Regions from separate parts of the Mus musculus genome. Here region 1 is linked to region 2. The links are chromatin loops, found by intact Hi-C in ENCODE. Cell type or tissue: heart. All regions are shown on one strand. Links, peaks and the distances in the headings refer to the core of each region. The heading gives the core; the rest is flanking DNA. Region 1 overlaps Syne1 (spectrin repeat containing, nuclear envelope 1). Region 2 overlaps Rmnd1 (required for meiotic nuclear division 1 homolog).

Region 1 (15,775 bases), core at 5,289-10,288, 760 kb before region 2:
GAGAGAGAGAGAGAGAGAGAGAGAGAGAGAGAGAGAAGGTAAGACATGTAGGCACCCCTGCCCCTCCCCAAGCACATACCTTATTCTTCAAAGCAGAAGAAGCCAGATACCTGCCTACTGTGGAAAGTGACGATTGAAGGCTGTGCTTAGAAACAGGGGCTGTCAAGATGTGAGAATTCTGTCCCTGCTGTGTTTTTCCAGAACATGCTGGTGGAAATCGAACAGAAAGTGGTGGCCCTGTCGCAGCTGTCCGTGCACAATGAGAACCTGCTGTTGGAGGGCAAGGCTCACACTAAAGAGGAGGCCGAGCAGCTAGCGGTGAAGCTGAGGCTACTCAAAGGGAGCCTTGGAGAGCTGCAGAGGGCCCTGCATGACAGACAGCTCGACATGCAGGTGAGCATGGCTACCTAGCCTGGGCTGGCATGGCACTTGTGACACACTTACCACATACATCTCTGTGAGTGTGGCAGTGGAGAGGAAATGTTGGAGCTGAATACACATCTATGCAGGCTTGGTTTCAGTAACACATCGGCATGTATATTTTCACTCTGCCTTGGGTCTGGGTTTCCAGCTTTGCTGTTAGCATTGATTGACCAGTATGTGGATCTGAGCATGAAAGGTGCCCTCCTTTTCCTGTCCTCTTCCCTCCCCTCCTCTCCCCCCCTCTCCCCCTCCTCTCCCCACCCTTTCCCTTTCACCCCTTTCCCTCCCAGTCCCCTTCTATCCCTTCCTCTCCCCTCCCCTTCCCCTCCTTCCTCCTCTTGATCCTCCCCCTCCTCCCCTCCCCTGCTTTCCCCTTTCTCATCCTCTCACTTTCCTTCCCCTTCCCTCCCTTTCCCCTCCCCTTTCCTCCTTCCCCTCCCTTCCTCTCCTCTCCCCTCCCTCTTCCCCTTCCTCCCCTTCCCTTCTTTTCTTTCTCCTTTTTCTACCTTCATACCCTTCCTCTGGTCCCATACAATCAAATGCCCTGCAGATCTCAGCACTTATTGTGACCTTGAATTCCACTCCTAACCCGTTTTTCTCAGTGCTGTTGTATACATGTCAGTGTAATATCTGTTGGCCTCTTACTTAATTTTGTTGTGCAACAGCATGGATATCAGTAAAGGCCCAGTCTCTCCATTTCTCCTGGATAAACACAAGGGAATGCAGACCTAAAGACACTTGAAAGTCTCTTGAATGGCAAGCTGTCTCTCTTCATAAGGTGCTCAGGTCAGCGATGGGAGCAATGTAAAGGTCACCCTATATAGGCAGCAAACATCTTTATGAAGAAATGGTTCATCTCGGGTTTAGCATCTTCAGGGTTCTGCTCTTCCAAGGAGTATTCTAGGAAGAAAGGTGGTGACTGCCCTACTTTCCCAAAATAAACATCCCTGGTGGCTCTACCCAGCAGGTCTCTAGGAACAGAAACTACCTGAGTCCTTCCTCCTGTGGCAGAGGGAAAGCTGTCATCTCCAGGTTTGCATTCCTCTTGCCAGGACTGCCTCAATTCCAAGGGGGAAAGAACTGAAGTATGAACTGGATTCTTAATCAGTTTTGCTTTCCGAGGGCCAAGTGTTAGCTTTCAAAATGACTGAGTCAGAAAACTTTACCAGATATAACAACACAGAACACAGAACACACAGTCTAAGCGAGTTTCCTGTGCATTTGTTTGTTTAATCTGAAGCTGCGGACTTGCTCAGTCAGACAGATGAATTCTTAGAACCTGAAAGTCCATCTGTGTAGAAATGGTTCTGAGAACTCACATTCCAATCGGCATCTTTTACAAGCACAACCTGTCTTTGGTGATTTACAAGACACACTGGAAGTCCAAGGAGGGGAACCAACGTAGAAGTGTGAGTGGAGCCTATGGTCTGTGAGGAGTCTGTAAGGGATCTTCTGGATGCACTCTGGGAAACAAAGGCTGGCTGAATTAAACAGCAGACAGGAAGCAGCCTGGACCCCAAGAGAGAAGGCAAAGAAGCCGACAGCCAGGACCAGTGTTTTCTCAGCTAGAATGGCTGGGACTGGGGACTTGAGTCTGGTGTGCTGGCTCCTTGAGGTGCCATTGTGTGTCTTGTTCCATCCTGCAAAGTTTCCATCTAATCTGCTTTGTCTCCCTGGCCTGAGTGAGCCAGGGTCTCTGAGATTCTGCAGTGACAGTGTTCTCCAGTCTCTTGTGCTAGAGCCCCACTCACCTAAACCTCTACTTTCCAGAAACCCACTATTTATCTTTGGGAGAAATTCCTGGGAAGGGGGGATGCTTAGAGAATGAGGAGAATGAGACGTGATGAGTCACCTACTCCAAACGTGTTGCAAGATACAAATAGCATCTTTTAGACCAAGGACACTCTCATTGTTCTACCTGATCTGGCTTCTCCAGGATCCAAAGGAAAAGGAAATACGTGCTCAGACCACAGGAGCTCATGTGGGGTCGGAGACTACACCTTCTACATTTGTAAAAAAAAAAAATAAATAAATAAAAAAAAAAATATATATATATACACATATATATATACATATATATATATATATACACACACACACATATATATATATATACATATATATGTATATATATATATGTATATATATATATATATATATATATATATATATATACATATATATATATACATACATATATATATATACTGTAGCTGTCTTCAGACACACCAGAAAAGAGTATCAGATCCCATTACAGATGTTTGTGAGCTACCATGTGGTTGCTGGGATTTGAACTCGGGACCTTTGGGAGAGTAGTTAGTGCTCTTAACTGCTGAGCCATCTCTCCAGCCCCATCTTCTACATGTTGATAGCTTGCTTCACCACAGAGTGGTCAAACCAAGGTACAGAGATAAAGATGTAGTCTGTCATCTCATTAAGTCCACCATTGTTTTAGGGTGTCCATTGCTGTGATGAAACACCATGACCAAAGCCACTTGGAGAGGAAAGAGTTTATTTGGCTTCTGTATCCTGAATCACACTTCATCGTGGGGAGCGTGAATTCACTCAGGACAGGACCCTGGAGTCAGGAGCTGATGCAGAGGCCATGAAGGAGTGCCGATTAATGGCTTGCTCTGCATGAGCTTCTCAGCCTGCTTTCTTATAGCACTCGAGAGAACTCACAGCAGGTTGCCCCTCCCATATTAATCACTACTACGAAGATGCTCCATAGTCTTGCCTACAGCTTTTTCTTAGGGAGGCATTCTCTCGATTGACTGAGGTTCCCTCCTCTCAGATGGCTCTAGCTTGTATCAAGCTGACATAAAACTAGCCAGCACAACTATGAATCATGGGATTGCAGGAAAGAAAACACAAGTATAGAAACCCAACGCTCTTTCCCTGGAGCAGTGGGTAAGAGTGCAGGACTCCGAGGAAAGGCAGAGCCTCTGTGTAAGCTGCAGAACTGGAAGGCTGAGTTCTTATCTTATCTGCCTTCCTACTTGGGGTTGGGGCAAGGGACGGGGAAGGGTTGGTCTCAGGGTTGATAGCAAGATGACCCAGGTAGATGCCTCACCAGACTCTAGCCACAAAGGCCTCTTCCATGCTGGTTCTCAATTACGTCTCTTCACAGGGCCACACTGGGGCCATAGGGGGTCGTAGCTGTTCTCCAGTTCTGGGATGCCCTCCCCTAGATCTGTGCCAGGTTTTCTACTTTTCCATGCTCCCTGAACTTCTTCCCCTCTGACAGTGCTCACAGACCAGCCTAGCAAGCCTTTCCCATCACTTTCTGTCCCTTTACCTCCTGCCCCCCCACTCCCTCCCCCAACTTAACTCAGCCTTGCTGGTGCATTTGTTAGCTATCTGGGTCTTGACCCAGGCCCTTCTCTGGTTGCTTCTCGCATAGAACTCTGAGCTGCAATTGCAGTGTCTCATGCATCATATGTATTTAAAGGGTGAACTGTATATATATATATATATATATATATATATATATAATCTGATCTATTTCTTCATATACTCAGGCTCTGAATCCTCAGCGGGTCTCAGTGTGAAGCATGAGGCTAGGTGGGCCTTCGACATCCCATTAGAATAAGGCAAGAAGTTTGTCTGGGTGATAAGTGACTGCTTTTTTGTTTCGTCCCTAGCCAAACTCCCAAAGCAGCAAGGAAATGGTGAGGGTGTGTGTGTGTGTGTGTGGGGGGGGGGGGGTGAGATGAAGGGAGAAAGCAGCATGTTTTGGGATTGTCACTTGTAATTATCACACCAAGTCCCTTAAAACCCCCAGGGACACTTTTTGAATTTGTAGAATGGCAAGCACTGTGCCCACAGTTAGCTGACACTTGACTATGTTATTCTCCTGTACCCCTCAACCCCGGCTCACACACACACACACACACACACACACACACACACACACGGTTTCTCTGTGTAACTCTGGCTGTCCTAGAACTCACTCTGTAGACAAGGCTGGCCTTGAACTCTGAAATCCACATATTTTTGCCTCCTGAGTTCTGGGGTTAGAGGCATGCACCACTGTCACCCAGTTTATTTTGCTAATTCTAATGGCACTGAAAGACTCTTGTTTGGACAGGAGCTATTTAATACTGGGGGCAACTATCAGAGGAAAGGGTTTCTCTGTTATGTAGCCCAGGCTATTCTGGAACTTACTGTGTAGAACAGACTGGCCTTCAACTCACAGAGATACACCCGCCTTTGCCTCCAGGCTACTGGGAACTATTTATTATACAGACGTATATAATTAGCTCTTTTTGAATAACATACATTCAAAAATCAAGAGTCCTAGAATTAATTCAAGTCTTAGGAGATTCATAGGTGGAGCTGGGAGCCATTTTCTACTTTCTTTATAAATTTATTTTATAAGCATTTTTATATTCTTAATTTTTATAGCTTCTTACAGTTTTGCTTCATCTTTGAAACTTTTAGACATACATAGAGTGTACAGTGTCGATCATGTCTGCTTCTTATTTCCCCTCCTCAGCAGGTCCCAGGACCCTTATAACATCTCTCCCAACTTGATGTCCTTTTTTAATTTTAATTTTTTAATGTCCTGAATCCAGTTAGTGCTGCCTCCTTATGAGTGTAGTGTTGTCGGGGTTGGGGTGAGTTAAGGCTTTCCTGCCTCTTGAAGTGTCCCGGTGATTATCGCCCCAGCCCCCTCCGAGGTTGACCACTTCCTGCAACTCTTGAAAACAGAGTTGAAGAGGCAAGGCTGGGGCGGGTGGGGGTGGGGAAGCCAAGGATGTTCAGCCATCTTGGAAGCCCTTGCTGCAAGTTATTAAGCTCTGCCGCCTTGTGACAAAATGACTGATGGAGACAACTTTAGGGAATGAGAGACTTGGTTTTTTTGCTTTGTGTTTTCAGAAGTTTGACTCAATGACACACTTACTAATGATAGTGGCAAGGCAAAGATATCATGGCTTAAGGGCAAGGCAAAGCTTTAAAACTCAGGCAAGGAAAGAAAAAGTACCCTTCAAATGCCACTAATGACCCTTTCCCGGTGGGCTGCTTTTCTCCTTGTTCCACCTCTTTTCAGTTGTCCACCCCGATTTTTAATCCATGGGTAGATTAATACTGTGGATTTTGGCAGAGCCCTCAAGACCTAACAGACACAAGGAGCAGTTATGCCTTCCTATTCTCCCATGTGCCCTGTACCCAGCCAAAGTCCACAGCCAGCATTAACCTTCATGTCTTGCTCTTCTTGAATTCTAGAATGTGAACCCAACCGTGGATTTACTGTTTCTCAAAGGTGTTGATCTCTTTGGTTGATAACCTTTAAAAAAAAAACAAAAAACAAAAACAACAAAACAAAAAAACAAAAACTGTTTAAGAAGCAAGGACTTGCTACTGTGCCCATTTTGGATAGATAACATGAGAGAAATGTTGGCCGGGCGAAGCTTTTAGAGGAGGGACAACAAAGTTTGACATGTAATGATTATCTGGGTAGCATTTTACCTTTGTGTGATTTTAATATGTTCATAAAAGGGTTGAGTTTTATATTTATGTGGAAAAAATTTAGAATAATACTTGAAGACTACTCTGGAAAAATGGGCTTCCTTAGAAATAACCCTGGACATAATCACCTGCTTACTCTTGTTCCTAAAAGTCTCAAAGTCTTGTGTCACCATCACTTTTTTAATGGAGTGCAATGATGGTGATGAAGTCATTATCCCAACTACACCAAAGGAGTTGTCTTTCCAGTGAGGTGAGGTTTTCCTGTGAGTGGTTTCAACCCTAGGACAAGGGACTGAGGTGCATAGTGTAGGTACCAAAGCAAACCTGGCCTCCAGGTTCTCCCAGCATCCTTCAGTCCCTACCTGACATACTCCTCCCCCTCCCCCAACCCTAAACTTTCCAGCCCTGGGGCTGGGCACCATTCCACTGTATAATCCAGCATTCTTTGTCTCCTTGTTCAGTCTCTCTCCCTCTCTCTCTCCTCCTCCCTCTGACACCCACACTTTTTCTCTCCTTTACCATCATCTCCTCTGTCTCCCTTTCAATGGCAACTTCCCTCTCCTCCTTCCTTGGGGCCAGAGAACTCGCCCGCCCCAGAGCAGCCTCCCAATAAACCTACACTTCATATAATCTATTTGGCTTGAATTGGCTCATTTCATCGGCAGAGAAACAACTTTTCAGTGTGGCCCCTGATTCCTGTCTTATCTTGTTCAAAGCAGGGAGTCACACAAGAGAAAGAGGAGAACGATGTTGACTTCACAGACACCCAGAGCCCCGGCGTGCAGGAATGGCTGGCACAAGCCCGCACCACAAGGACCCACCAGCGGCAGAGCAGCCTCCAGCAGCAAAAAGTAAAGCCTTTTCCACCTTCCTGTGGGCATCTCTGCCATGAGCAGAGCTTGCGGGCAGTGTTTCTGTGACCGTAGGTTTTGTTGACATGAGTTTTGTTTTGTTCTGGTTTCAATGCTGGGAACGGAACCCAGGCCAGGCCTGGGATCCACATCCCAGCATGGATATGGGTCTTGAGTAGTTCTTTGATGCAATGTTTGCTTCTATTTTACTATAACACAAAAGCCCCAGCAAGGCTTCTGAGAATGGGCAAAGCTCTGAAATGCATTTTTCTCCCCAAAGAAATGAAATGTGTTTCCTATTTTCTAGTAGACTCCTCACAAGACCCAATTGTAAATGGATGTGATACAAATGATTTCAGTCGATTAATTTTTTTAAGGAAACTAACTCAGTGTAAAAGGAATACATAAGTACCTTCTCATGTCAAAGTGTAAACTCACTTACTGTGAGTGCACGCAACTCAGATTGGCTGATAATCAAGTTTAACTGTCCTGAACTGATGTTTGTAAGGAGTCTGTCCTGGCTAGTCTGAGACAGCTTTGACTTTGAAAGGAAAGAATATATTTCACCACATGAGGGCGCTGTTGTCCAGCAAAAATTTTCTGTTCCTGTTGCTTTTTCAGTATATTTAATCAGAACAAGAGTATTTGCCTAAACTGTGCTCAGATTTACAGTTATTAGAGCCCTCCTTACGTTCTGAGGAAAGGAAGCAGTGACGGTGACAGCCACCATCAACTGCTCTCTGAAGTGACCATAACGTTTGCGTTTGTGCAGGAGTTCGAACAGGAGCTGGCCGAGCAGAAGAGCCTCCTCCGCTCAGTAGCTAGCCGTGGAGAGGAGATTCTAACCCAACATTCCACCGCAGAAGGTTCAGGTGGCCTTGGGTATGTTTTGAAATTGCAACTTCCTTTTCTCGTGTTTCTCTGTCATTTGAAAAAAACGGAACACCTTGCTCCATAGTTACTTTCCACACAAGGCACTGACACCGCCCCCCCCCCCCCCCCATTCACTTTAGGATATTAAATGTCTCTGCACTGCCAAGCATTTTGCTGTGCAGATAGAAAAATGGCTGCTGATAATGACTAATGAGTTTGCCTTCCTGGAGGCCCAGCACACATATCATTTTCTGAGTCAAATGTGTTATCAAATCACATCTGTGATATTTCCAACTGATGACTATACCTAATCAGAGTGTTTTCCTCTTGAGAACTCCTGCAGAATATTCTTAAGAAGTAAAAATAATAATAAAAAGGATGTATATGCAGGCTAAGTGGTAGACTTCCAAACAGCTTTCTTCCTATAATCCCTACATATAAAGTTTTTTATCCTGGGGAGTAGGATTGGAATGGACACTTTGAAAGTCTTACATACAGAAAGATGAAATATTCGACTAGACTTCTCAACAGGAGGTTTTTATTTGCAAGCTGGAAAGGTAACAGGGCTACAGCCAGTGGGGTATGCCTGTGACTTGAACCACGGACCTTGGGTGTCTTGGCTTGCTTACCTACAGAGTTATGATAATACGGAGCAACCATCAAGACAAAATGTTTTGATAATGATACAAAGAAAACCCTTTCCTTTTATTTGTTTTTGCCATGACAGGTATTCTCTGGTTTCCCTAGAACTCACTCTATAGATGAGGCTGGCCTCAAATTCACAGAGATCCACCTGCCCCTGCTTCCCAAGTGCTGGGATCAAAGGTGTGTGCAGCACCACCCAGCTCGGAAGCACCTTTTGTTCCTAGGGGTCAGTAAAGACCTGAGTGTCTGAGTGCAGTCTTTGCTTGTTTCTCTTGGCTCTTTCTCCTTGTGCTTTGTTTCCTGATTCTAAACCCTGTTTCAGCAAAATAATATAAAAAAGAGTAGATGTTAGAAAGATGTTATAAGATATTATTTATAATGTCAAATAATTGAAAAGGCAGGAGTACCTACTAGCATCAAGAAAAAAATTACAACATGGTATCAGAAATCTTACATGTGGAAGCTGAGGAACATTGTGAATTGAAACAACACATTGTATTCAAATGGATCACTGGAGATAACAGATGTGGCTACTAAAGTGTTTTTGTAGTTTACTCAACACTGACTCCGTGATTCTGAGTGTTGATATATTGCAGATATTATGGGATGCGTAGTTTTGACATTTAGGTCTCCCCAAATCTGTGAAAGCTGAAATAATTGCTACCGTCCACCAAGTTTAGAAAGATCCGTGATAAGGTCTTTAAAATACATCAGCAGCAAAGCCCCAAATGAAGGGGACGCTCGTCTAGGCTAGTAGAGCAGCGTGTCTTTTCTCTCACTACCCACTAAGCAGCTCTGAGGCATTCGCACATCTACAGTTTCTCAAGCCCTTTATTTATATCTCTGCTTTTGAGAAGGAGACAGCTAGTGAGTGCCGTCTGCTTGGCAGACAGTCGGTTCCACAAAAGAGCTATGGGAATCTTGTGCAAGTTTCTTGTGGTTAAAAAGAAAAAAAAAATGTTGCTGTTGTTTTTTGCTCCCTTCTCCTTGGCCTTCAGCGTTGGCTAGAGCCCAGACAACAGATAAACATCTACAAGTTGCTTTAGTTGCTCTTTCAAATATTAAACTCGTGTAAAAAGAAATCTGTCTTGCATGGTAGCTTTCTGTGAAGATTAACTTTAAAAGAGTGGTTCAAGATCTTGAACCACTTCGGAATTCTTCAATGGTTATACAAACTCCTTAGAAAAATCGCCCTTCAGTGTAACTGAGTCCAGTTCACACCTTCTGTCAAGAAAAATCGCCCTTCAGTGTAACTGAGTCCAGTTCACACCTTCTGTCAAGTTCCCGGTTATTTCTAAGGCTAAGAAGGAAAACCAGCTTGGAATTCATTGACATTAAAAAAAATTTTTTTCCCCCATGAGAAATGAAAAGAGAATTTCTGATGTAAAACTAACTCGCTGCTATTTTTATATGTGTCATTGGTGAAGTATAAGAATACAAATGGTAACTACTCCCTTGGCTCGATATGAATTTTCATGCAAACACTGGAGATGAGGCCATTGTAACCAACGCAGAAGAAAATATAATAAAGAGATTTCATTTCATATGAAGTTTCAAACTCCTTTCTTTTCTATTGAAAGTGTGTTTTGTTTTGTTTTGTTTTTAAACAACATTCAATTAGAGGCATTTTTTCAACATTAATTTTTAAGGTCAATGTATGTCAACAGGCAGACCATTAACCTCCACATGGTAGCCGTTCATCACATAGAGCTGTAGGCATCAAGTATGTTCTATTTAACTTTGAAAACTGTGTAGCATGTGAATGTCATGACAACTGGGGCTCAGAGAGATGTGGCCCAGGTTACCCTGAGTTCCAGCACTAACCGCTGTCATAGGCACTTGGCTTCCTGTTCCTGCTTTCTGCATGCTGGGGATGGAACCCAGGGCCCAGGCATGCTTAGGCAAGTGTTCTACCATCGCCCTACCCCCACCCCATGCCTGCTCCCAGCCTCAGATAGACCTGGGGTCCCTCCTGTCCTTAAATGGACCTGGGATTCTTGCCGTCCTCCTCAAGGCACATCTTCCATCTGTCCCCTCATCTCCTGTCCCTCTACAGCGTGGCCCGAATATCCTGTATATTCTTTATGGTAAAAGTTCTCATTAGGCTAACAATTTTCAATTTTGAACCAATTTATAGGCTGATTATCAAAGGATCCTAGTCTATGATCATACTATAGTTTATTTCATGCTTAGCCATTTTCAATGTGTTTTTAATATTCCTGTGTTCATGATTAGATGTAGGAAGAAAATATGTTACAGTCTCAGTATTTCTATTTTAACTTTTCATGTTTTAAGGTATAAGCCCACAAGTAAGATAATCATGTTATAATTTTTGAGGTCAGGTCTGTTAATATCAAATAGATTATCAGTCTATTATTCTCTCTCTCCTTCCCTCCCTCTCTCTCTCTCTCCCTCCTTCCCTCTCCCCTCCCTCCCTCCCCTTCTCTCTCTCCCTCCCTCCCCTTCTCTCTCTCCTTCCCTCCCTCTCTCTCTCTCTCCCTCCTTCTCTCTCTCCTCCCTCCCTCCCCTTCTCTCTCTCCCTCCTTCCCCTTCTCTCTCTCCTTCCCTCCCTCTCTCTCTCCCTCCTTCTCTCTCCCCTTCCTCCCTCCCCTTCTCTCTCTCCCTCCCTCCCCTTCTCTCTCTCCTTCCCTCCCTCTCTCTCTCTCTCCCTCCTTCTCTCTCCCCTCCCTCTCTCCCCTTCTCTCTCTCCCTTCCTCCCCTTCTCTCTCTCCTTCCCTCCCTCTCTCTCCCTCTCTCTCCCTCCCTCCATCTCTCTTCCTCTCCCTCTCTCCCTCTCTCCCCCTCTCTCTTCCTCTCTCCCCCTTCCTCCCTCCCCCTCTCTCCATTCCTCTCTCTTCCTCTCCCTCTCTCTCTCTCTCCCTCCCTTCCCCCTCTCCCTCCCTCCCTCTCTTTCCCTCCCTCTCTCTCCCTCTCCCCCTCTCTCTCCCTCTTCCCCCTCTCTCTTTCTCCCCTTTCTTCCCCCTCTTTTTCTTTTTCTGTTTTCTTTTTTCCGGTTTGCACACATTGTAAACTTAGACTGTTTATTCTTCTAATAGTGAAAAACCTGATGTGTTATCCCAGGAGTTGGGGATTGCTGAAGACCAGATGAGAGTGAAGTGGGAAAGCCTACACCAAGAGTTTAGTGCCAAGCAGAAGCTACTACAGAATATTCTGGAACAGGAGCAAGAACAAGTGGTATCAAACATTTTCTTCATTTCTTTGTTTCCCTTTGGGCTTGTGAAACAGGGTCTCCTGCTCCACATGTTGCCCTAGAGTTTGCAATGTAGCTGAGGGCTGCCTGCTCCTAGGACGGCTGCCTCCTAGGCACTGGGCATGCGAGCATGAACCCCTTTGCTCTGCCTGTTTAGCTTTAATATATTAACTGATAGAGGAGATACACAGCTTATGCTATGGGAGTAGAACTGTATAATAATCAGTATAATGAATGAATTATATAATTCTGAGATAAGTATAAGGCAAGTTATTCATTTTGTATTTTGCTTCACAAGGCATGCCTCACATTTCCCACAATGTCTTTGTATGTGAAAATTTATCTGATTTCTATATTTTTCCCAAAGATGATTAATATCTGATTTTTTATTAGCATGAACCACAAAAGTCCAATTTAATTTTCAACTTTGAAAATTATGGTTTCAAACCTAGAGTATACATATCAAAAAGGATTTCCACAAATCTGAAACTTAACTGCTGGGTTGCCCCCTTCCCACTGTTACTTCCAGTCTTGAATGCTTTCAGAAGGTTTTAATGAGAAACATATTGGAGCCTTAGAGGGTCTTGAGAACAAAAGAAGCTGATGGTCAGGTAGGGCAGTTAGCTGGCCCATCTGTAAGGCCGGTTCCTGGGATGGATATCGTGTGATATTGGGCTCTGTTCCATCATGCACACAATATCCAAGGCAACAGAAAGTTCCAGAAAAGTAATAGTTATTGGTTCAGTCTTTGCAGAGGCTGGAAACCAAGGGGGAAGTCAGAGGAACTGGAGAGTTTAAAGGGGGTAATGAGCAAGCCAGGAATCTAGGTATGCCTGATGCCTACAGTGGCTGTGGCTCAGAGGGGCACGGGGCAGAGTCCCAGGGCTCAGCAATGAGTTAGCAATGTCTGCCTTGCTCACTGGAGGACAGCAAGTTTTCCCCAGTGGGGTAAGTCCTAGAGTCTTTACTGTTGGTCCTGAAAAATCTGCTGTTGTCATCATTTGGAGCTAGCTGTTCAGGAAAGGGTGATAATTAGACAGAGATGGACAGGAACTGTCAAGGCAGGCAACATGACACGAATCAGTGAACAGAGATGGTCTGTGGTGACAGACTGTCGCATTTCTTCTGACAGAGTCGTTTTCCAAAACCTCCTAGCAGGCTTCACTTTCTGCTCTTTGCACTCCTCTGGCCAACGAGTCTGCAGGAATTGCCATCAGCGCTGGCTGATAGCACGCCATTCTTGGGTTTTTTTGTTTTTTTGTTTTTTTTTTTTTTGTGCCAGAATCATTTTCATTCTGACACTGATATTCAATGTCTTTTGCACAGACCTCCAATCTTTGTCTGAACCCTTCCTTACACCCCTAGTCAAATGTTTCTCACACCTGGAGCTAGACTTCCTGAGGTAGATCACCTCAGGATGTCGGACTTCCAGCTTACCTTCATGCCACAGTATTTTTCCATTCTTTGAGATGTAAGCACCTAAAAAGATTCCTGCCCCTTAGAAGCCTAAGCCCACTATTCCACTAATTGTCCACTCAGGCCATAGCACCCGCATGACTAGCACTGAAGACATACCTCATTGTGGAGAACTGCATTTCCTGTAAGTGTTGGTATCCAGCATTTTCCATCTGTCCTACCATCATGCTTCTGTGACACCTGGGTGTTGTCCAAGTTTGGGTTCATATTCCTGACCTTCATCTTACAAGTAGAAAGTTTCAGCTGTCCATTTTATTTTACAGCCTGTTTTGCATCAGGAAACTTCCTTTTGGGAACCACTGGTTTTCCTCTGGCATGAAGAGTGAACAGGAAGTAGATAAGAGGTCCAGAGCCCCTGTCAAGGGGAGAGAAGCCTGTTTTACACTTAGATTTTAGCATGTCTAGCAACACTTAGATGTGAGAGGCCTTATGTTCACTTTGTAGACAATGTTGGCTTAGGAAAGGGAGATGGCAGTCTCAGGATCTAATGATCTTGAAGAAGCAATGCTGGAACTGGGGTATAGATATGTGTGTTTCAAAGTCTCTCCTTTTCACAACTGCTGACTGGAAACTTTATACATCAGATATACTTACTACTCTCAAGTGAAAAAGCTAACACAATCGAGCGGGGGGCGGGGGGGCGCTGAAATTAAATAGCTCAAGGGGTCAGTGGATTCTGTCTCTCCAATGGGATTTTTCTTCATCTCTTTACTTGTAGAGTATTTAAGTTAATGCCCCCTTGGCAGAAGCATTTTTATGGATTTGGGGTTAAATACTGTTCTACCTTCTGCAAATCTGTAACCCAACCCAGAAACTATTTCACACTTTCTTGAGGAAATAAGTAGCTATGGGAGGTCCCACTCCACAAACAGGAATCCAAAAGGGAGCAAGTTAAAATAATGGTGAAAACCCACTATAACAGATAAATCATTTAAGACTGCAGCAATGAAGAGACAAAGATATGCCGAGTAAGAGATGTTCAAACTGCAGGATGGAGTGGCCTGAAATTCTCACGAGATGATGGATAGTCAGACTCAGTCAATCAGTCAATCAGTCAATCAATCAATCAATCAAACGATCAAATGAGAGTGAAGTATTTTTGAAAAGCCATAGAACTTTCATTGGGGGACATCTCCAACGTATTTGAATGCTGGTACTGCAGATGGTCCTTGTGGGGGAGGATTCTAAAAGAAGTTAGAAGAGAAGAGGTGAATACTAAAAGAAAGGAGACTGGTGTCCGGCAGAGAGTTAGGAGGACTTATTTCTCTAAAGACAGAGATACAGCAAGGAAGAAATTTTCAGGGTAGCTGAGACAAAAGTTCAGATATTTCTACCATTATTTTTTTCCCTACTCCATCATTAAAAATCATGGTTGTTACTAGATCTGGCCACTGTACACAGTGATGTACTGTATGGTAGAATTCCCATTTCTCTGGACAAGGCTTCCAATAACCTACTTTGTGTGTACCTCCAACTTGGAAAACTATGCATGGCTCACCTACTCTTAAGTAAGCCACCCCTGTTTGCCCACAGCTTTACAGTAGTCCGAACAGACTCCTGTCAGGAGTACTTCCATTCAGAGGGGAAGCACAGACTCAGGATAAGACTTCAGTGACGTCCTTGCTGGATGGGCTGAGCCAGGCCTTCGGGGAGGCGTCATCACAGGTATGCCTGGGCCATCATTGTACTTGTCTTGGTCTTGTCTTTCTGGGACTTGTTCATCTGAACTTTGCAAAGTTGTTTCATCTTTGCCCATGACTGTTGAGGCCTAGCACTAGTGATGAGTCCTGGAGCTTACAGGTGCTAATTCCTGAATATCCGTTTGCTCCATTATTTCTCTATAGTTCTTCAAAATACTGAAATGTATTAATATTATTATTATTATGATGATGATGATGACGACTAAAAGATGAGTTGGGAGTGGAGAGGTGGAGGCAGGGTCTCTTGTAGCCAAAGCTGCCCTCAGATTCACTTCTCAGCTGTGGATGAGCTTAACTGCCTCATCTTCCTGTCTTCAGTTCCCGAGAGCTGGGGTTCCAGGTCTGTGGCATTACACCTGGATGGAGACTGATTGTCTTCTGCGTGTTGCGTGTCTCTCTGTGTTCCCCAGAGTGGAGGGACAGACAGACAGAGCATTCACTTGGAGCAGAAGCTATATGACGGAGTCTCAGCCACTTCCACCTGGTTGAATGACGTCGAGGAGCGCTTATTTGTAGCCACGGCACCTTTGCCAGAAGAAACAGAAGCTTGTCTCTTCAACCAGGAGGTAAGGTTGGCAATTTCTGTCCATGCATGAAATCTCAAAGCAATTACAATTAGTAACGAGTAATTATATTTACAAATATGGAATACCAAGAACAAGACAGCTCTAATAAAATGCTATGGTGTGTTTCCAAGAAAAATAGTGTGGGACAGACTTTTTTAAACATAAAAGCTCTCAAAGACATGTATGATATGCATTTTTATAACTTTTTAATGTGAGTTCAAGAGGAGGAGAAATGGAGAACTCTGGGTTATTGTACATTTCAAATCCTCCCTGTATGAAACACAAACTATAAGAACTGAATTCCTAACCAGCATTTATTTTTTTTAATTTAATTTTTAGCAATGCATATTTTTATTATATAATGATATAAAGTCTCTGAGAAAAATCTCTGCTAGAACAACTTACCTGTGACCTATAGAAGTTCTCGAAGGAGACTCGGCTTGTCTAAGTGTAGTTGTTAGTAAGTGAAAGGTTTCCTGGATTTCCCAGGGGATGATAACTTGATTTACAGAAGTCCAAACAATGAGGTGAAGCTTGGCTTTCATCAACCCTAGGCTC
Region 2 (15,775 bases), core at 4,265-9,264:
TCATTCAGGGAAGGGCCAGCACTGCTGGGGGGAGCCCAGTGGGGACGCGCTTGTCGCGCACTCACAGAGCCCCAGGTTTTTACCAGAATGGACTAATAGGATCAATCATTCCTGGGAAGGAGAACCCACTTTACAGGTAAGATAAGGAGCGGGGCTACAGAGACGGATATTGAGAGCACTTGCTGCTCTTGCAGGTAACCTGGGTTCCCAGCACCCAGATGGGGACTCACACCTGCTTGTCACCCCGGTTCCAGGGTACCCAGTACCCGATTCTGGTGTTCACTGGAACTAAGCACTCATGTGACGCACAGATATACATGCAAGCAAATACTCAGATAAAAATAAGTCGCCGGGCGTGGTGGCGCACGCCTTTAATCCCAGCACTCAGGAGGCAGAGGCAGGCGGATTTCTGAGTTCGAGGCCAGCCTGGTCTACAAAGTGAGTTCCAGGACAGCCAGGGCTACACAGAGAAACCCCGTCTCGAAAAACCAAAAAATGAAAAAAGAAAAAAAAAGTCAGTGTTTGCTGTGATGTTTGTAGAATAACGGGAACTGTGCCTGCTGGAAGGGGTGCAGGTTTTAATACTCTCTGACTGCAGCTCATGGGACCCACAAAGGACCATTGTGTATGTGTTTTTGGGTTTTTGTTTTGTTTTATTCCCAAACAGGCATTAAAAGCTGGGAAGAAAGTCAAACTGTCTCATAAAGAAGTTATGCAGAAAATGGGTGAGCTCTTTGCCCTCAGGTAAATTGTTCTCTTGTAAATGAAGGATTTCCTTTAAGACAAAAGGAAATAAGCAGGAAAACCATTCTCTACCCCCCGAGCCCCCACCCCCATGAGGAGCAGCCAGGCTCTGTTAGGACTGTCGGGAAATCTGATGGGTTCACAAGAGCAGAACTCATCTACATTAAGCCTGTCACTCAGCACAAGACCCCCAAGAAAGCAGGACAATGGCTGCAGGAAGCTTTACCCTTCTTTACTGAGGCTGACGCTGCACAGTAGGCAGCTGAGACGAGCTTGTCACTCAACTGTGCTGCGTTCCTGTCTTTGGAGGGATGCATCCTGGTTGCGGAGGTCTCCCTGGACAGTGTCATCCAGTTCCTTCTGAGTGAAGTGCTCAAAGCTCCTTGTAGATGTTTTCCTGAGAACTGTCATCCGACATGCCCACCACAGGAGGCCCAGCATTTCAGCATCTGTGCTTCTTACCATAGGGCATTCATCAAGAACATCCAACAGTAGAGCCACACAGACTTTGTGTATGTGAGACGTAGGAGAGATTGTGTTCCCCTGTTCTCTAATACAAGCATAATCTATAAGCAAAGTATAATTCCCAAACTCAAAAGTTAGGTCTAAATAGATTTAATTCTCAAATTGAATAGTTTCTACAAAGCCTGACTTTCCTTACCCCGTTTTTTAAATCTTTACAGTGAAAGTTCTTATGTATTATTACAGAGTGTGACAGGCCAGCAGGTGGCTCATTAGTAAGGCGCTTGCCAGCAAAGTTGACAACCAGAGTTTGATTTCAGGAACCCAAGGAAAAGCTTGGAAACACAGAGGCAATCCACAAAGCTGTCCTCTAATCTCTACATGTTTCCATCCCACGCACACATCCACACACACACACCATCCGCACACACACCATCCACACACACACATACACCAAACACACACACCATACACGAACACATTAATAATTCTTTTTTAAAAGAGAAAGAATAGGACTAGAAAGCAATTAAGAGTCTTGTTGCTCTCCCAGAGGACGTGAGTCTGGTTACCAATACATCAGCTCCCAACCACCTGTACCTCCAACTCTAAATCTGACACCTTCTTCTGGCCTCTAAGGACATGTGTACATGCACGCACAACACACACGCACACATCTGCACAGACACATAGATCTACACACACATAAATAAAAATAAACCCCTTTTTAAAAAGAGATGTAATGATCTGTGAAAAGAAACAAAGCTAACTCTCTTAGGTAAAAAGTTAGGTCTCGGTCCTGCAGTGCAGCTCAGTTGGTAGCAAGTCTGTCTGGCATGCACAGTCCTAGCATGCACAGTCCTAGCATGCACAGAGTCCTGGCTTGGATCCCCAGCACTGCATGATCAGAAGTTCAAGATGATTCTCAAGCTAGTAAGAAAGTTTGAGACCAGGGTAGATTATAAGAGACACACTCTTTCTTCTCAATCAGCCTTGTAGACAAGGCTATCCTTGAGCTCAGAAATCTTCCAGTCTCTGCCTTCCAAGTACTGGAATTATAGGCATGCACCAGTATGCCTGGCTGAGACCTTGTCTTAAAAAAGTTAAAAATTACCAGATACAGTGGTGCATGTGGTGGGAGGAAGCAAAGGCCAGCCTGTATATGCTGCAGTAAGTTCCAGGTCAGCCAAGGTTACAGTCTCAAAATACAAAAAAAAAAACAAAACAAAACAAAAAATAAAGTTGCAAATTATTATATGGCATTATTCCATTTGCATAGCAAAAATATTTTTATTTCTCTTAACATAAACATATATACAAATCTGTACATGGAGAAGCCATCCTTAGAGAGTTTGGAACTGTTTGGTAGGTTAAACAGACTCACCACTGTATCCAACATATTTTTTAAAGAATGAACAGCTACTTGTATTTATTTTACTATGTGTCTTAGTTAGGGTTTCCATTGTTACTACAAAACACCATGATCCAAAAGCAAGTTGGAGAGAAAAGGGTTTATTCGGCTTACACTTCCATATCATTTAGTTCATCGTTGGAGGAAGTCGGGACAGGAACTCAAGCAGGGCTGGAACCTGGAGGCAGGAGCTGATGCAGAGGCTGTGGAGGGTGCTGCTTACTGGCTTGCTTCCCCTGGGTTGTTCAGCCTGCTTTCTTATAGAACTCAGGACACCAGTCCAGGAATGGCATCACCCACCATGGGCTAGACCCACGCTGCTTGATCACTAGTTGAGAAAATGCCTTCCAGCTGGATCTCATGGGCATTTTCTCAACCGAGGCTCTTTCCTCTCTTTAGCTTGTGTCAAGTTGACACACAAAACCAGCAAGTGTGCTGTGCAGCATCAATTTTAAAGTAAGCTCAGACATCTGACACAAAAGGATAGGTAAAAATTAAGTCAGCCAGTGCGGTAGCACACACAAACCTTAATGTTCTTAATACACTAGAGACTGAAGCTGCCAATGCCAAGCTAGCCTGAGCTACATAGTAAGTTCCAGGCCAGGCTAACCTACAAAGCTAGCAGAAAGGGACCTAGTGTATTTTTGCCTGTCTTGTGGTTGCGTAACGACTGAAAGGATATAGAGGGACCTTAAAGGTGGTCAATGAGTGAGATAGGAGAGCTGCAGGTAAGAAAAGTGAGGCTTATTGTGTTACCTTATTTCATCCTGGTGTTGTTTTAGGGTACACAGGTACTTCCCCCATATTTTTTGAAGTTACTTTTAAGAGTGCTCACATGACACTATGAAAATATGGGCTAAATAGTAGCTGATATTTAATTCACCATAAATAAGCTAAGCTGTCCTTTTTTTATTTAGGCACCGAATAAACCTGAGCTCAGATTTCTTGATCACCCCTGACTTCTACTGGGACAGAGCAAACCTGGAAGAGCTTTATGACAAGACCTGCCAGTTCCTTAGCATCACGCGAAGAGTTAAGGTATGGTGCATGCCTATATTTCCAACACTCTGAAGGCAGAAGCAGGCCAGAGTTCCAGGACAGCCAGGGCTACACTTGGGCAGGGTTTCTGCTACAATTAGTATAGCTGAAATTTTCAGCATTTGGAGAAATACTCTTTGGATTACCAGTTCCTCGTGTCCTCTCTGCTGTCACTTTCCAGTCTCTCTTTCTCAGGAGACAGACAGGACAGTTGCTCTCAAGACCAAGCTGGACTAGAGATAAGAACCTGACAGCCTTGACCACCTGAAGGAAGGTATAAAACATAATGGTTACAAGAGGAGTTTTAGATACAAAATACCACACTGTAGCCCAGGCTGGCCTCAAGCCCCATGCTCCTCTTGTCCTAGCCCTAGTTCTTGGGTTACAGATGTGAGTCACATTTGGCTCCACTTCTCAGCTTTCTGTGTCAAAGGTTCACTCCTGAGAGTTCCCTGGTTTCAATGCTTGTTTCCTTGTTTGCTTGGAGAGTAGACATCTCACTGTACTGCCAGGCCGGCCTTGGACTTGGGAATCCTGCATCAGCCTCCCAAGTAGCTAAACATGATTTTTCCTTTGCATGTTACATGTGGTGTGATACTTGCTTGTGTTCATTGTATATATACATGTAGATGTGCACATGCCTTATAGACACTAGAGGGTAACTTCAGTCTTCCTCTGTAGTAGTTCCATATTCCAGATGTCTGAGACATTTGCTAATCCAGGTTGTCTGGACAGATGAAACAAGTATGGCTTTCCTGATTGGAGAGTACACAGGCTGAAGATGAAGATGTGAGGGAGAGACCAGAGTTGTGTGTCAATGAGGCCTCTCCAGCACTGGCATCAGCTAACTGCCGTACAGTTTCCCTAAAACTAGCAGCTGACAGCAGCTTTGTCCTAGTTTCCTGGGCCAGGGCCTCTCATAGAGCTGCAAGCAGTTGCGGCCTGCCTGCCTGGGAAGGACCGGCTTCCTGCCTTTTCACATGGCGGCTCATACACTAAGGTTTCAGCTCCTTACCACAGACGCTTCTGCACAGGGCACCTACTAACCATTGTGTACACGGTAAGGCAGTGCTAGAGAACACATGAGGCAGTGTCTCACTGCCTATTTACAGGCCCAGGCAACTCATCCTTTTTGCTGTGTTCTGTTTAAAACAAGTCGGGAGGCCTGCTGACTTTTTAGCAGCCTACTTCATAAACACTGACCTACATATCCGCATAAGACCCTGGCTACAGAGTGAGTTAGAAGCCAGCCTGGGTTCCATGAGACCCGGTCTCAAAAGGATGTTGATTCCCTAAGTATGGAGTGGCTGGCAGGCGAGTAGCGTGTTGCGGAGGGGTTAGTGAGCTGTGCGGGAGGAAGTGGTTCCGTGAGGTCTCTCAGACTAGGATGCTTAGAATAGGCGCATGCGATGCAAATGCTGTCTCCACTTCTGAAAATAAAGCCCCTTGTGACAAGCTTCTAGGTGCAGCCATACTGAAGTATTCTAGTTTCCCCTTTGATGTCTCTTGGTGTGCTTTGTTATAATAGTCATTACAATGAGATGGAGTATGACTGCCACCAAGATGTAGGCAGCTCCCCCTCTTAGAATTGGCCTGTTCCCACGTAAGCTTAATGAATTGGTCAGGATCTAGCCGTGAGCTCAGGGCTGTACACTGCTGCCTGCACCACCACCACGTTTCCTGACCTCTGCTCTCCCTTTCCTTGGAAATTCTTACTGGATTCATCTAGCTGCATTTCCCTTCCTGGGTCTCCAAGTGATCTCAGGCTCTCTGTACTGACATTCTTAGGTATCCACTAAACCAGCAGTTAGTCTCCTGAGTCTGAAACTGCTTTGGCTTAGGCTAATCCAGCTTTGAACTAAAGAAAACTTAAGTTTAATCATCAAGGGACTTCTTGTTTCAAGATGGGGTCAGTGTAGCTCTGGCTGGCCAAGAACTTGCTATGTAGATCATGCTGGCTCTAGATTCTGAAATCTGCCGCCTGCCTTTGCTCCAGGACTGAGATTTCACAATATTCACCTCCAGGAATGCTCCTTATCTGTCTTATGTGTGTCTGTGCGGAGTCACAGGCAGCTGTGAACTGCTGATAGGAGTTCTGGGGAGCAGCCTGGGTGTCCTCTGCAGGAGCAGTCACACTCCTACCGCTGAGCTCTCTCGAGGCCCCAGGAGTCTTTAACGTTGTTACAGGAACACTGCACAGATTGCTGTTAAAGCAGTAAAGTTGGGGAGGAGCATGCTCTCTGTGCTGTGTACAGTTGAAATGGAGAGAGGATCTTAAAAGATGAGCACACCAGAGGCCAAGACTAAGCAGTGGACAAAGACCACAAAGGACCGCAGTGCCACCCTGACATTTATAGGTTAGAAGCTACAATGTGATTCTATCAACCGCTGTGTTCTGTGTGTTGACCCTAATTGGTAAAGCAGTTAAATGCTCTGTGCCAAACCCTGAATATGACCTGCTATGATGCTACATACTGGAAATCTGGATGCTACACCATGGAATCCCTGCCTAGACTGCTGCTCATACTGGCCAAACCTGCACTCACTAACTATAAATGTTCCGACTTTACAGCTTTCAGAAGTGCACAGGTTCTAAGAAGGTAGATAGCTACACTCACATCCAGGTTTAAAGTCAGATGCTATTTGGTGCAACTCCCATCCATACCCCACTCCAGCTTATCCAAGGCGTCATAACCGAGAACCTTTGCCAGTTCAGCTAGTGATGGTGCCATCTAGTGGTGAGTTTCTGTTACAGGTACTACATGTTTGAGTAAAAAGCCTTATTAGCTTAGCCCCTGTGCCAAATCAGTCTTTTTTTTTTTTTTTTTTTTTTTTTAAGATCATATTAAAGGCAGGTTTATTGGGAATTGAGGCCAGGAGGAGTTGCCATTGGGAGGGATGGGGGACAGAGAAAGAGAGAAAGGGTATGAGCATAGAGAAAAGAGAGAGAGGAAAAGTGCCAAATCAGTCTTTGTCATGCTTAATAAAGTTTCTTGTTCCCGTAACAAAATGCTATTTCTTAAACATCCATCAGTCATGGATTAGTATGCAGGGTTTCTTTTTAAACTGCAATACAAAGGGACCAAGAAATAAAACTGACCTGGTAGTTTAGTTTGCCATCAAGCATGAAGCCTCAAGTTCAGTAGCCAGCACTGATTTCATGTGGTGGCCCATGGAATACCAGCATTCCTGGAGGTGGTAGCAAGAAGACTTAAGGCCACCCTAGGTTACATGAGACCCCATCTCAAAATAAGCGGGTGCGGAGATGGCTTGATTAGGAGTGTGTCCTGTACAGAGTTAAGATCCCAGCATCTGCCGGGCAGTGGTGCTGCACGCCTTTAATCCCAGCACTCAGGAGGCAGGCAAAGTTTGAGTCCAGCCTGGTATACAGAGGGAGCTCCAGGGAAGCCAGGGCTGTACAGAGAAACTCTCTCAAAAGAACAGATCGGGGCTGGGTATGGTGGCGCACGCCTTTAATCCCAGCACTCAGGAGGCAGAGGCAGGCAGATTTCTGAGTTCCAGGACAGCTAGGGCTACACAGAGAAACCCTGTCTTGAAAAACCAAAAAAAAAAAAAAAACAAACCAGATCCCAGCACCCATATAGCTCGCTCACAAACGCTTAGTACAAGCTGGCCCCACAGGCATCTATGCACATGTACATTCATAAACATACACAATAAAACAAAACTGCATTACAAAAAGGTTTCTAGATGGAGTCATTAAACACCCTTTGCTAACCGCTGGTCATCTTAGAGGACTAAGCATAAGAATTTGATGACCTAGCATATCTTACCTGTTTTCTCTTTCTTGCAGGTCATGAATGAAAAACTGCAGCACTGCATGGAACTAACAGACCTAATGCGGAATCACCTCAATGAGAAGCGAGCACTCCGCTTGGAGTGGATGATCGTCATCCTCATCACCATTGAGGTCAGCAGCAGCCCCGCCCGGGCTCTACTCCCAAGTACTTGCATCGGATGACTAGGCTAGTGTGCAAATGCAGTAAGTGAGGTCCCGAGTTTTAAAGACGGCATTGGCTCCTTTTCATTAGTTTGCCACGTGGAGCCTAACACCTACTCGGCTACCTGAGCCTCAGCCCTGCAGTCTTGTGAGAAGGCAGGGCCACATCACTAACCGCAGTCTTCAGTCAATGGCCTTCACTGCTATGCTGTTACTTATGTCAGCCTGACACAGTGAAGAATCACCAGGGGTTTGTGGACCAAGGAAAGCCCCTTTTTTCTTAGAAAATGAAATTCAGTTCTACCACAAGAAGTAGTAACTCTCGCTCTGTGTTTTCCTAAGGTAATGTTTGAGCTGGGGAGAGTCTTCTTCTGACCTTGTGATCATGAAAGCACCACACTGGCAAGAGAGAAGTCAAGTTCTGAACCAGCAAAGCCAGCGTTCACTACTGGTGACTCTTACTCTACCCTCTAAGTCAAGGGGCTGTCAGTGCGCAGGGGACACACCTAGAACCTCAGGAAGCTGAAGCAGGCAGATCCTGATGTCCAGAGCAGCCCTGGCTACACAGGGAAACGCACTCATCTCTGCACTGGAAAAGCAGAGGCAGACTGCCCAGTTTGAGGCCAACAATAACACAGCAGAACTGTCTCAAAATAAAACACAAATGACATAATGATCCTTTCAGCTCTTAATTATGTTGCTACCTGAATAAGAAAGAGTTCAGAGTATGGTGTTTGGGTCAATATACTCAAAGTTCTAAAGGAAAAAGAATGACTAGGCCAACTTTCAACACCATTCTTTTTTTTTTTCTTTTTTTTTTTTTTTTGGTTTTCAGAGTTTCTGTGTAGCCCTGGCTATCCTGGAACTCACTTTGTAGACCAGGCTGTCCTTGAACTCAGAAATTCACCTGCCTCTGCCTCCTGAGTGCTGGGATTAAAGGAGTGCGCCACTCGATACCATTCTTAAAACTCTGGAATCATGGCCCTAGCTTACAAGCCATACAAACACTTGTGTTACAAATGTATGTTGTTTTGGCAGTAATACATTGACAAAGTCGGTCTCCCTACAAACATACTGTATTATGTGCATGTCTCATGGATCACTCATATCACAAACACATACAATTAAGGACATAATTACCTTCATGGTAATTATTAGTCATATTTTTAGTCATAGCTCTGCCCCCCCCCCACTCTGCCAAGATCCCACTGTTCATGTGTGTGTGTGTGTGTGTACATTCATCCAGTACTGCTTTGCATACACTACAATGGAGCATTCATTTTGTGCCTTGGCCGACTACACCAGAGAATACACATTCAGTGACATCTTGCTGATGCTGTGCTTGCTAGTACTGCCAAGGCGAGTGTGTGGCCTTTCTTTCCAGCTCTCTGCAGAGATGCTGGGGACCCCACTGCAATCCCTATAACCCAAGGGAACCCAAGTTTCCCAAGGAGTAGTAGCAGCAGCATGAGCCAGCTGTCACAAGCCTGCTGTGAGTGTAAAAACAGCAGCATCTCTCAGCTACCCTACATAGGTCGGCTGCATTTAAACAGCCTTTAAGGCTTCAAACAAGCTGAGTAAAAGGACAATTAAATTGGTGAGTATAGCCTTTTGAACAAGACCAGAAAATCTGTTAAGAGATGTGTTACCAAAAACGTTGACTTCAGATTCCAGTAAATGACAGGTGCTATTATCTAAACAGAAATGGTAACAATTTTAGTAAGGCAGAAAAACTATGGTGCCAGAAGGTCTGACAACTTTTGTTTTGTGAGACAGGGTTTCTCTGTGTAGCCCTGGCTGTCCTGGAACTCACTCTGTAGACCAGGCTGGCCTCGAACTTAGAAATCTGCCTGCTTCTGCCTCCTGAGTGCTGGGATTAAAGGTGTGCACCACCACTGCCCAGCAAAAGTTAACATTTTTAAATGTTGCAAAAAAAAACAAAAACAAAAACAAAAAACAAGCAGATTTTCATAAACATTTATTTGAATAAAGTTTTATGGGGAAAATACAAAAGCAGTAGCAAAAGAAAGAAATATGAGAATGGTTCTGTACTTCAATGGACCATGATAGACAAATGTTTTAATATATTGCATCCATTATGCAACTTAAAGGTGGCGATATAAAAGCAGTAATGATAGACTTTCAGTGTGATAGCAAAAATCAGTATCTTTTCAACTAAGCATTTAAAATTTTTAGTTATACACAAGCAAAACAAATCTTTTAGCTAGTGTAACTGTCACAGTGCAACCCATTATGACATCTAACTAACATGCTCATTAAGAAAAACTACTTTAGGGCTGGTGAGATGGCTCAGTGGGTAAGAGCACCCGACTGCTCTTCGGAAGGTCTGAAGTTCAAATCCCAGCAACCACATGGTGGCTCACAACCATCTGTAACAAGATCTGACGTCCTTTTCTGGAGTGTCTGAAGACAGCTACAGTGTACTTACATATAATAAATAAATCTTTAAAAAAAAAAAAGAAAAGAAAAACTACTTTAGCCTGGTGGGTGGTGGTGGTGCACGGCTTTAATCGAAACACTGGGGAGGTTGAGGCAGATAGGATCTCTGAATTTGAGGCCAGCCTGGTCTACAGAGTAAGTTCTAGAACACCCAAGGCAGAGAAACCCTGTCTTGAGAAACTGAAAAGCAGGCAAGCAACTTTAGATTTAGTACCTCAAGAACAAAACCAAAAACTAAAGCCTTTGTGCGCCTGGACTGTATCACATTTGTATCACCATGAGAAGTCAAGGGTAACACCAAACAGACTCATGTTTGCTTTAGTGTTTCCATCTACTTGGCAAGTCAAGACCCCTCTCTGGACCCTGTGTTCTCATCTCGAAAGTGATGTAAATGTACATATATGTATATATGTTTTTAAGATTATTTATGGGCTGGTGAGATGGCTCAGCAGGTAAGAGCACCAACTGTTCTTCCAAAGGTCCTGAGTTCAAATCCCAGCAACCACATGGTGGCTCACGATCTGATGCCCTCTTCTGGTCTGAACATAGCTACAGTATACCTATTTATAATAAATAAAGTCTAGCCTCGAACTCAGCAATCTACCTGCCTCTGCCTCCAAAGTGCTGGAATTAAAGGTGTGCACCACCACGCCTGGCTAAATAAAATCTTTTAAAAACTTATTTATGAATATATTATATGCCTACAGGCCAGAAGGGAGCACCAGATCTGATTATAGATGGTTATAAGCTACCATGTGGTTGCTGGGAATTGAACTCAGGATCTCTGGAAGAGAGCAGCCAGTGCTCTTAACTTCTGAGCCGTCTCTCCAGCCCTGAAGTGGATTGCTAATGATCTAGCTCACTGGGGATGTAGCTCAGCGATTGTGTGCATCCTAGTATACGTAAAACCCTAAGTCAGTAATTTTGGCCAGGTAAGACCAGCATATTTGAACATTGACAGCCACCCGCCTGGGATCTTGCTTCAAAAAACCAACCAAAAACTCAAGCTGCTGGGAAGTCAGTGGTTAGTACAATATTAAGTTATGATCAAGTTAACTATGAATATAATCCAAGGACAGAAGTCTGTGATTCTGGGGCCAGAAAGATGGCTCAATGGTTAAAAGCACTTGGGGGTATTAATTCCAGTTCCAAGAGACGCTACAACATCCACTAGCCTCTACAGGAACCAGGCAGGCATGCAGGATATACATACATGTAGTCAAAATGCTTAATACACATACAATACAAGGTTAAAAAGAAACCAAATTTTCAGGATCTCCTCCCACTTTTCCTCAACGTGGTGCCAGAGATTGCAGGTTGTTTTCAAGCTCATTACCATCACCATGTGCAATGCTGGCTATCAGAACCCGGAACTTCATACATGCTAAGCAGGTACTCCTGCCAGCTGAGCCTCATCTCTAAACCCACAGGACAGCCATGTTGAGATCAGAGCTAGAGACCAACAGCCCCGTTGAAACTTTTACAGGAGTGCTTTAACACTGAGTCTTTTAATCCGATTGGTGATGCTTAACTGATGGTTCTGTTCTTGTGGGATTATCAAAAAACCCTCAAATATAAAACAGACTATCTCTTCAGAGTAAGCTCAAAAAAGAAAAGTTTTTAGGGCATCTCTACATGAGGCCCATCAATCTTATGACGTGAGCTAATTACGGTGCTTTCTTGTATTTGAGCAGGGGGGGGGGGGGGGGATCAGGACAGGGTTTCTCTTCTATAGCCCTGGCTGTCCTGGAACACATTCTGTAGACCAGGCTGCCCTCTGCCTCTCAAGTGCAGGGATTAAAGGCATGTGCCACCACCACCTGGCTACAAATTTGTGTATATATATTACTCTCAACTTCTTGGGAAACTTCTTCTTCAAGAAGTCATGGGAAAACCGAGACAGGTGCCCCACTGCCTTGCAAAGCTTACAGACAATGAAGACAAGAGGAAACCACTAGGCAATGAGCTTTAGGGACAGGGACTAAGCTGACTAAACAGATATCACCATTTGAATTTTAAAACAACAAACACATAAGCTTTTAAATGTCTAACTTTGCTTCCATACAAAACTGGAATCTGCTTATAACAGTGACCATCTTTAAATACTGCTGTTGAAGAGATTAGGCTGAGGGGATGCTGGCTGCTATCAGCTGAAGTCTTACAGAGGGCGGCAAACTAAGAAAAGCAATGGGCTACATTCAAATCTAAACCATTCCTAGCTCAGGACTGATCTTCACATAAAGGCACGAGGACTGAGTTCTGATCACTCAGTTTTCCTTCTAGGCACCACATGGCAGTTAAGTCCTCTAATTTTGTGACCCTCTCTCTCCTCAGTGTGTCCCAGAAATGTGAAAATCCTGCAAGAACTGGCCCACCAGTCTTCAGACCCCCTCCTCTTAGCCCCTGCCTCAATGGCTACAGAGCCACAAGCATGATGCCTCTCCTGGGGCTGGTCTTGTGTGCTGTGAATCCAAATGCTGAGTTGTGTCCAAGTTCAGGTTGCAGTCTGGACATAGGTGCTGCATTGGCCAATGTGCTGTCAAGAATGCTCTCCCATAATCTCTGCCTGGATGATAAAAGGCTAGAAGCTGTGACTGGGCAGGAGAGGAAGGCAGGGCTTGACATGGAGTAGAGGACCTCAGTAGGAATCACTAGGGGGAAAGGCAGGGAAGATGACAACCATGAGGCAGGGTGGACGATCAAGAGCAAACTCAGCAAGACTCAGTTGGCAACGTTCACAGGGCCTATGGCTGGGCTGTGTTATAAATTCCTTAGGAGCCTGCCCATTTAAGCTTATAACTTGTTAATAAAAATACCAGGTTTGTCTTTTTTATTCAGGAACTATATGGGCTGGATGGAGAGGGGAGAAACCTCCCCATAAAATTACTTCTATTCTACCAATCAACAGCTATTGTCACAAACAAAAATATTATCAGAGGATGTACAGATGTGTCTCATTTACTGTGGGATTCACACACACACACACCCTCCAAAAAAAAAAACCCACGGGTGGAAAATATAGATGAAATGCATTTACCTTACCTTACTGCCAAACAGCAACAGAATGCCAGCTACCAGATGGGATCACCAACAGGGAGCTGTAGCTCACTCAGGAGATTCCTGCTAGAGCACACCTGCACCCTCAAACCAAAACACTGGTGGGATAAGGATACACCAGCGCAGAGTGTTTGCCTACTAACGTAAAGCTCTGCCTTTATTATCAGTACCACATCCAACAGCCCTGGCTGCAACGCCTAGAATGTCAGCACTTAGAAGGATGGCGCAGGAGCAGCACAGCTCAGGTCATTCCTGTCTACATAGGTGAGCTCTAGACCAGCTGGAGCTACAGGAGGCTTAGAAAAAAAATAATCAATTGGTTGAAAAAGTGTAGCACTCTTACAATCTTGGGATTTTCATTTACAAATTCTAGTCACAGCCAGGGCTTAGTGGAACACATTTTTTTTTTTTTTTAAAGTGGAACACATCTTTAATCCCTGTGCTCTGGAGGGATTAAACTCAGTGGGTCTCTGAATTTGAGGCCAGCCTGATCTACATGTCCAGGACAGCAAGGGATACCAGTGAGACCCTGTCTCAAAAATAAAATAAAATAAAAACATGTACTATTGAATAACTACATTAGTACTTCAGCAGGGCACTGGAGCTGTGATCCAAGCACTTGGCAAGTCGAGGTAGGAGAGTTCAACAGTATCCTAGACTACAAAGTAAATTTCGGGACAACCTGGGCCACTAGACCCTGCCTCGACAGGGTGGGGAGGGCATGCAGGGCACTGAGAGATGGCTCAGCAGCTAAGAGAACTCTTACCTCGGGTGAGGACTTCAGGTCAGTTTGTAGCACCCACAAGTCAACTCACAACCATCTGTAACTCCTGTACCAGGGCATTCCGAGGCTGACCTGGGGCACCAGGCACACATGTGGTACACGTGCACACATGTAGGTAATACCCTCATAAAATCGATAGGGCCAGAAGTTAAAAGCACTTGTTGCTCTCGCAAAGGACCCAAGTTCAGTTGCAAACACCCAATGCTTTTCTGCCCAAAGGGCACTAGACACACCCATCGTGCACATGCATTCACACAGGTAAGATATTCATACACATAACTAATAAACCTTATATATTTTTAATCTAAAAATTTCACTTCTTAAAACACTTGTGGTCTAGAGTGTAGCTTAGTGATACAGCACTTTTCCACAAGGCCCAGGGCTCAATCTCCAGCAGAGGAAGAAAATAAAACCAATCTTGAACTACTGAATATGTGCCAGGCAAAGGCTTTATGAACCTGAAATCCTCTAACACTTGGGAAGTGCAACAGGGTGACCAGAAGCTCAATGAGGCAGGAGAAGATCAGGGTAAGAGTACTTGCTGCTTTGAGGACCAGACTCAGTTCCCAGCACCCACACAGCTTCTCACAACGATCTTGAACTCCAGTTCCAGGGGATATGACACCCTCGTCTGGCCTCTGGGCACCAAGTACATAAAGGGTATACAGAAATACTTGTAAGAGAATACTGATACAGCTGGGCATGGTGCACGCCTTTAATCCCAGCACTCAGAAGGCAGAGGCAGGCGGATTTCTGAGTACGAGGCCAGCCTGGTCTACAGAGTGAGTTCTAGGACAGCCAGGGCTACACAGAGAAACCCTGTTTCAAAAAAACCAAAAAAAAAAAAAAAAAGAATACTGATACACACGGGCTAAAAAATGTCTTTGTTTTAAACATAAAGACTAGACTAGGGTATATAGTAAGTTTGAGACTAGCCTAAGGTATATGGGACAACCTACAAAATTTTGTTCTAATTTGGATATATCTCTCATCCTATTTAGCTGGATTAGTGTGTGTGTGTGTGTGTGTGTGTGTGTGTCTCTCTCTCTCTCTCTCTCTCTCTCTCTCTCTCTCTCTCTCTCATACACACACAGAATTGAAATTAACAAGACTGCACATGGAAAGAAAAATCAACTTTATTGTATATATAATATGAAGTTGTTTATATAGAAATCACTTATTTCAGAAGTTTATTAATGAACACTATCATTTATTGAGGTACTGTGCTAGATAATCACCCCCTATATTGTACTGACTTACTCCACACAATCTTGATAAATTTATCCCTGTTGGAAATAAAAAAAAATGAAGTTTAAGAGATTAAACAATGTATAAAATATAGCACAATTCCAGACCAGATGCAAATGCAAAGCCTTTTCCTTCTTGTTTCCTGTGCCTGGTGCATGCGCATCACAGCAAACATTCAGGAGTTAGAGAACAACTTTGTAGGGTCAGTTATTTCCTTCCACCTTTCCATGGGCTTTACTGTGGCGAACAGACACCATGACCAAGGCAATTCTTAGAAGGACAATATTTAATTGGGGCATGCTTACAGGTTCAGAGGTTCAGTCCATTATCATCAAAACAGGAGCCTGGCAGCATCCAGGTAGGCAAGGTGCAGCTGAGAGTTCTTTATCTTCATGTGAGTGAAGGCTGCTAGCATAATACTGGCTTCCAGGCAGCTAGGGTGAGGGTCTTAAAGCCCATGGCCAGTGACACACCTACTCCACCACACCTCCTAATAGGGCCACTCCCTGAGCCAAGCATATACAAACCATCTCACAAGACTCCAGGAATTGAACTCAGTTTACCAGGCTTGCTAAAAGCAAGCTCTTTTATATGATGAGCCATCTGACCAGCA

What was found. Peaks named below come from ENCODE experiments on the same cell type or tissue, not always from the same donor. Only the 100,000 strongest peaks of a DNase experiment are listed, where the experiment ranks them.
Region 1: it touches region 2 in a loop (4-fold over the local background); 25 of 42 quality-filtered maps call a loop at or near these places.

What each region holds. Positions count from the first base shown.
Region 1 is chr10:5,153,305-5,169,079 of GRCm38, reverse strand. It overlaps Syne1 (spectrin repeat containing, nuclear envelope 1), which reads left to right. Exons shown (of 146, transcript NM_001347711.1): 97 at 202-393; 98 at 6,612-6,746; 99 at 7,519-7,628; 100 at 11,321-11,459; 101 at 14,485-14,616; 102 at 15,062-15,217; 103 at 15,772-15,775. Among named protein-coding and RNA genes, the nearest start is that of Gm51757, 170 kb to the left of the region's middle. In heart, for the core only: a CTCF peak has its summit at 7,321 (motif pointing right); no DNase peak of the experiment used is centred there.
Region 2 is chr10:4,395,682-4,411,456 of GRCm38, reverse strand. It overlaps Rmnd1 (required for meiotic nuclear division 1 homolog), which reads left to right. Exons shown (of 13, transcript NM_025343.6): 10 at 668-744; 11 at 3,532-3,652; 12 at 7,467-7,583; 13 at 7,956-8,288. The coding sequence ends at 7,988. Among named protein-coding and RNA genes, the nearest start is that of Zbtb2, 15 kb to the right of the region's middle. In heart, for the core only: a CTCF peak has its summit at 6,384 (motif pointing left); a DNase peak (open chromatin) is centred at 5,706; H3K27ac peaks cover 1,218 bases.